Linked DNA regions of Homo sapiens: region 1 is linked to region 2. A link is a contact called in ENCODE Hi-C or POLR2A ChIA-PET data. All regions are on one chromosome and are shown on one strand. The core of a region is the stretch at or near the end of the contact, and the rest is flanking DNA. Distances in the headings are between cores, read along the strand shown. Region 1 overlaps LOC105373456 (a long non-coding RNA gene). Region 2 overlaps LINC01376 (long intergenic non-protein coding RNA 1376).

Region 1 (3,041 bases), core at 18-2,517, 68 kb after region 2:
TACCTTAAGCTATTTATTTATTTATTTATTTATTTATTTTTGGTCTTGTTTATTCAATTGTTTTTATCCAAACAAAACATGTACATGAATTTAAAAAGTCAATATCACAAGGTTTATTAAAACAGCAGATCCATGCCCTGTGTTTCCCAACTCATAGCTGTACTGCTCAACTAACTGTTTTGCTAGATAATATTTCTTTTATTTTTGTATTGTTCACATTTAGGTGTTATCTATTGTCTTTCTGTCCTGAGGGATGAAGAATAACCTCTTGCTCCAAAATCTTCCCTCCTCAACAACCTCACATATGTACTCTACTGCCTCTCTCACCTTTTGAAAACTGTTAAAAGATAATTTTTTGTTAAAACAATATTTATTGCATATATCACTAGGATCATATTAACAGGATTTGCAGCTGATTGATTCTCATATTCTCTAAGAGTCCTCCCACTCTGTGCCACTTTTGATGTTCTCACCACATTTTTTTGTTATTATTCTTATTTGCTTAAGTTTCTGTGGACTTGTCTACAAAAAGAAAGGTGTTCTGAAGATACTGTGGCCAACAGGGAACACATGTGCCTTCCATGCTATTACTGTTAAGATTGATTTGGAGATGTTTTGTGTGCTTCAAAGGTTGACAATTTACCCAAATGATCTTTGCTCTACATATTCTCCCAGTTCACCCTAGTTTGGTTTCTAGGCCCATGGGATAAGCCAAAGGATTATTCTAGAACCCAAAAGAATGATAAATGAAAATTCTTTACCTCTGTTATTTTTGACAGAATTTCTCCAGAAACACCAAGAGTCAAAAATTATAATATGAACTTCATCCAGTTGTAATTTCAATTTTCCTTGGTTAGTGGAATTTCAGCTGATCTAAAATATTTATTTTCTAATGTTTAACATGATGAGCATTTGCCACCTTGTAATAAAAATCAAGGCATGAAAAATAAAATAAAAATGCTATAATTTCTATTTTTTCTCATCCAGAACTAAGTTCCTAAAGTGGAATAGTTGCATTAAAAATGTACCAAACCATTTTTATGGAGAGAAACAAAAAGGCAAACTGGCAGAAACTGCTGGCACCCTCCCTCAAAACTCAATTCTGGAAATAAGACCAGAAGGATACGGTTACTGATTGTCACAGACCCAGTCTCAAAAAACAAACTGAAAAACTGTGACAAAATCTTTTCAGAGGCAGAGATGATTGGGAGAGATCTTGGGTTGTGTTGTTTCTCCCTCTCTCACATTGCCCTGGGGGGGAGCAAATTCTGCCTTGCTGTTGTCATGGCATAGGAATGTACCTGAGCCAGGAAAAGCAGGAGAGCTGAAGCTGCCAGTTGGCTGAGGTAGGGATATAACAGCTATGCTAAAGGTGGGCAGCTAGCCCCAACTCATTACTTGCTCCCACCTCTTCTCACCCCACCTTAACTGCCTCCGTAGGAGAGAAGAGATTAGGGCAGAGGTACTGAGAGATTCCCTAGGGAAAAGGGCAGAGAACAATTGAGCCCTGATAGCAACACCAGAGGGTCTCCACCCTGAGGCATGCTCCCCACCCTTTGAATCTCCTTGAACACAAGCAAGGGTCTATTGTCTTAACTCTTCCTCCAGTTAGCTATTAGTAGACATGATATCTGATAGCAGCAAGGAAATGAAAAATGGAATATTTAAGGTATATGAGAATGCCAAACAGAATAAAAGAAATGATGGCACAATCGCTACCAGAGGAAAGCAGTACTAATGAAATAAAAAGATGATAAGAATTGAAAGTAAACACAATAAAATAGTTTTGGCATAATAAACAAGGACACTGAAAACATGAAAAAGAAACCAATGTATTTTGTAGAAGAACCACTTGGATATTTGGGGTATGAAAATATAATTGCTGAAATTAAAATGTCAGTGGGTAAAAGAAATAACAAAACAGAAACTGCTGATCAAAATAGTTTCCCAGAAGGCATAAAGAAGGGATAAAAAAGATCAAGAAGAAAACATAAGAGAAGATAAGTGACATAGATGATCTAAGTAGTTGATATTTATAATAAATGCACCAGAAAATAATCTGAAAAGATTAAAGAAGCTTGTTGAGTTTTAAACATGGTAAGTAACAGTGAAAAAATTAACTAGGTATTTATTCTAAAATTTCAGGTAACCAAAAAGAGAGGTTTTCCAAAAGAAAAAAGTGAATCCTCTCCAAAAAAATAAGAATCATCAGATTTCTCAATAGTGAAGCAGAAGGAAAAAGACAATAAAGCAATATTTTCAAAAAAAAATGACCCTGAAATTACAAATCCAAGTAAGTCAGTATTTAAATCTAAGGGCTAAATAAGAATAATTTTAGTCATCTAAGGTTTTTAGAATGTTTACCACACATAGGATCTCTTTGAAGAAACTCTTGGAGAAAATTACTTCAACAAGAATAGGAATTAGTCCAGGAGAAAACAAGAAGATAAGGAAGAAAAGGTGAACAACTTTTATGAAGATTACTATTAATATTGTCTAAACCAGGAGGGTTGACAAACTTTTTCTGTAAAGGACCAAGTAAGAAATAATCTATAACTTATGGTTTGTATGGTCAATCTAAACTATGCAAATCCACCATTGTAGCATGAAAGCAGTCTTAGACTAAAGTAAATGAATGAGAATGAGCATGCTGTCCATCAATAAACTTGATTTACAAAAACAGGTGATGAACTAGAAATCCCAGTATGCTATGTTATGAATATCGAACAACTAAATCTAAAGTAAACAACTGCCTAATCCAAAATCATGAAGATTGACTCCTATGTTTTTTTTCATTTAAAACTATAAAAACCATTTTTATAGTTTTAGCTCTTGTATTTATGGCTAAGGTCTATTTTGAATTAATTTTTGTATTTATGGCTAAGGTCTATTTTGAATTAATGTTTGTACATGATGTGGGATATTCATCCAACTTCATTATTTTACAGGTAAATATCCAGTTGTTTTAGCACCCTTTGCTGAAAAGACTATTCCTCCCTCATTGAGTTGTCTTGGCACGTAGACAAAAGAAAATTTAAGGC
Region 2 (3,023 bases), core at 280-2,779:
CTTAAAAATGTATTTTTTTCTATATGTGTGTAAATGTGTGTGTGAGTGTGTGTGTGTGCGTGTGTGTGCAGGTGTGTACTGGTTTATTCTCCCTCAAATTTTTATCTCCAAAGCACTTGGAATTAAAATACATTATCTGTATTATTTTAAACCCATGAGAAACAATGTTCTTATTTCAGCTTCATTTCTTAATTATGGATAAAATATTCTGTAAAGTTAGCCAGTGTCCACTCCTTCATTCAATAAGCTAAAACGATTGTTAAAATAAAAACAGAAAATTTGACTTCTCCAACTGTAAGTATTTGATTACCCAAAGGCTTGGGATCAAAATATCAAAATCACAAGTAAAATCTCACATTAAACTTGGTTAAAAAATTATTTTCCTACAGTATTTTGCATAAGAGCATAGAAAAAGAATAAAACAACAGCAGCAACAGCAATGAAACTTCTCATCTCCAATGCAACCATTCTAATCACTAATATCTTTGTATCCACAAATGGACTCATCACTTGGGTGACTTCTCAAATAAATCTTAAATTGTTTTTGGCTCAGTAAATCCTCATATGAAGACATTCTGGGGGTGACTAGGCACCAAATAGCCTTCCATAAAATGTGTTATGGGCCAATATTCACTCAGTGACCTGGCTTCTCTTCTATGTGCTCATATGACATGAGCAAATGCACAGGCAGAGTTTCAAGAAAAAACATCGAGAAGTTAGTTTTCCCTTCGCATTCATTCAAATGATGCCTGGGCTAACCATGTTTGATGAAGACAGGGTGGATTTATCCAGTTCTTCAGGCAAGGGCTATGTGTATTCTATCTCTCTAAAAGTCTCATTTTGGAGAATCCTCAATTCATCAATAACTCCTGCAGCTATTACCAAAACCTTCCCCCTCCTTTTTTTAAACCTGAAAAGAAAGTGAAGCCCAACTGGTGGGGGTTATCAGGTTATCTGGAAGACGAAACTATGGAGATTTGTATTCTTATGCATTTTTTGTCTCACAACAATGGAAATCCTTGAACTTCCAGAGATATTATGTTCTAACATCTTAATCCTCTTAAAAACTAATTTGCATTATCTAACACTTACTTGAAATGTTGGGAGCAGAACTTTGGAAAGGGTTTTAGGTCTGGATCTTCCATTTTAACTTTATTGTGTTTTTAAGACCCATTTTTGAGTTTTCTTACACACACATACTGCTCCCACATTTTTCTACATATATATTTGAATATAGGCAATTAGCCATATAAACTCAGGAAAATAAAGCAGTTATCGATATTAGTATATTCATGAATTATCCCTTCATTCACAGAATCCTAAAATCTTAAAATTAAAATTGACCTTAAAGGAAGCTACCTTAAACCACTCTTACAAACTACTGTACTATTACAAGTATTGAATGCCTGGGATCAGAAATGGGAAGAATGCTTCCTTTTTCATGTTTTGCTCCTTTTATTTTTTTTCCAAATGTCCAAGTAGCCAAGTCTCTGGTATGTATCAGAGGAACAGTCAATTTTCAGAGTGAAGTCAAGTGAAAAGTATGCAGATGGCAGTGTAAATGTTAGGAAAGTTTGGGGAGAAATATGCCAACTATGTGCTGTTTTGTTACAGTAACTATAGAATCGTCTCTCCAATGCCACGGACAAGACCCTTGCCAAATGGAATACCCTATTTATAACCCTATCGGGAAGAGGAAATCGTGCCAGGAACAAGATAAAACTATTATCTGTATTAAGAAAAATACTTAGAAGCATGTTTGTATTTGAAAATAAATGTTAGTGGTTAAGAAAAAAAATAATGGTAGTTGTAGATCTGGGTGTTGAAACCTGTTGCAAGACTATTAATTAGTCATCATCTTATCTTCACTGCCATGTCTCTGCCAACTTACCTGTTTGAAGTCACAAATGGAGCTCATAAATGGGTTCTTTGGGAGATATGTAGAAAATAAACAATTTCCCCCACTGGGCAGATAGTTAAGAAATCTCCCCGGGCTCATATGTTTTCCTCCTGTTGGCACTGTTGACTCAGTGCCCATGTGGGATGTACTCCCAAACTGTCCTGCTGCTGGCAATGTTTTCAGTGCCAAGTATTTAGCCTGCAGTCCCAGAGGCAACAAAAAAATAGCCAAGTCCAAGGGAGTGCCATGAGCATATGGACCCTGGTCACAAGAGTGTCACACTGGGAGGGGCTTGGACATATGCCATGGGCTGCATCAGGACATATGCCATGGGCTGCCACCCCAAATAATTCCCTCTTCCCCAGGACCCAGTGGAACAGCTTGTTGAATAAACAAGAGACTGAAAGAGTGGTTGAACTGGCACCAGGCCAGTGTCCCTTGCCTTACCCACTGAATCAATGAAAACTTGGCATATACTACATTTTCAAGGAGCAGGGAAGCATGAAGGCATAATCTCTTTGTCCCTCCTGTGTTTTGTCACTTTGTCTTTTCTCCACCTACTTATCTGACTTGGTAGAATACAAACACTATATCATTTGGAATAAGACAAAATAAGGGTTGATTCCTGGCTCTTTTGCTAGCTCTGTGCCCCTAAAGGAAAAACAAAAAAAAAAGAATATTTAACTGATATATGCCTCAATTTCTTTTCAGTGAATGGTACCTACCTTGCTGGTTTGTGGGAAGGTTTAAAAAGGTGATATGTAAAGTGCTTTGCACTGTTTCTAGCACATGGTAGGCAATAAATGTGAACTTGTGTATGGCCAGATGCACACATTAAACTCTGGATAGTCCAGTTAATTACTCCATAATATTATTAGTTAATAATCAAATTTATTGATTGAGTTATATTGTAATATAGAATATTGTCCTCTAAGGATATAGTTATTAAAATAAATAAATATGTCCTCTAAGGATATATTTATTAAAATAAATATAAAATAATCTAATCGTTAACCCTCTATCAAAATTTCTGATAATACTGTAATTATACACAATTATTAAAGACATAATTTCCATGTATTATATATCATGTATTGTGTATTTTATACAAACACATTACATA

What was found. Hi-C counts contacts between places; a loop is a spot of excess contacts on that map. ChIA-PET counts read pairs that join two places held with the same protein, here RNA polymerase II (POLR2A). Pooled maps may share reads with other maps.
Region 1: a loop to region 2 is called in a map of PC-9, with 8 times the contacts of the local background. The contact joins two enhancer-like sites. A Hi-C loop is called at or near these places in 1 of 168 maps with a recorded cell type or tissue (PC-9) and 1 of 50 pooled maps. POLR2A ChIA-PET finds 5 or more read pairs at or near these places in 2 of 52 experiments (A549 and OCI-LY7).

What each region holds. Positions count from the first base shown.
Region 1 is chr2:19,057,949-19,060,989 of GRCh38, forward strand. All of the region lies in intron 5 of LOC105373456 (a long non-coding RNA gene), which reads left to right. Among named protein-coding and RNA genes, the nearest start is that of LINC01376, 32 kb to the left of the region's middle. RefSeq lists enhancers at 926-1,427, 1,428-1,927. Within about 2 kb of position 1,268, at least 2 of the 41 ENCODE cell types and tissues checked have a DNase peak (open chromatin) inside an H3K27ac peak, as active enhancers do; they include PC-9, where a contact is called at or near this core.
Region 2 is chr2:18,989,727-18,992,749 of GRCh38, forward strand. All of the region lies in intron 3 of LINC01376 (long intergenic non-protein coding RNA 1376), which reads right to left. All of the region lies in intron 5 of LOC105373456 (a long non-coding RNA gene), which reads left to right. Among named protein-coding and RNA genes, the nearest start is that of LINC01376, 36 kb to the right of the region's middle. Within about 2 kb of position 1,530, at least 13 of the 41 ENCODE cell types and tissues checked have a DNase peak (open chromatin) inside an H3K27ac peak, as active enhancers do; they include PC-9, where a contact is called at or near this core.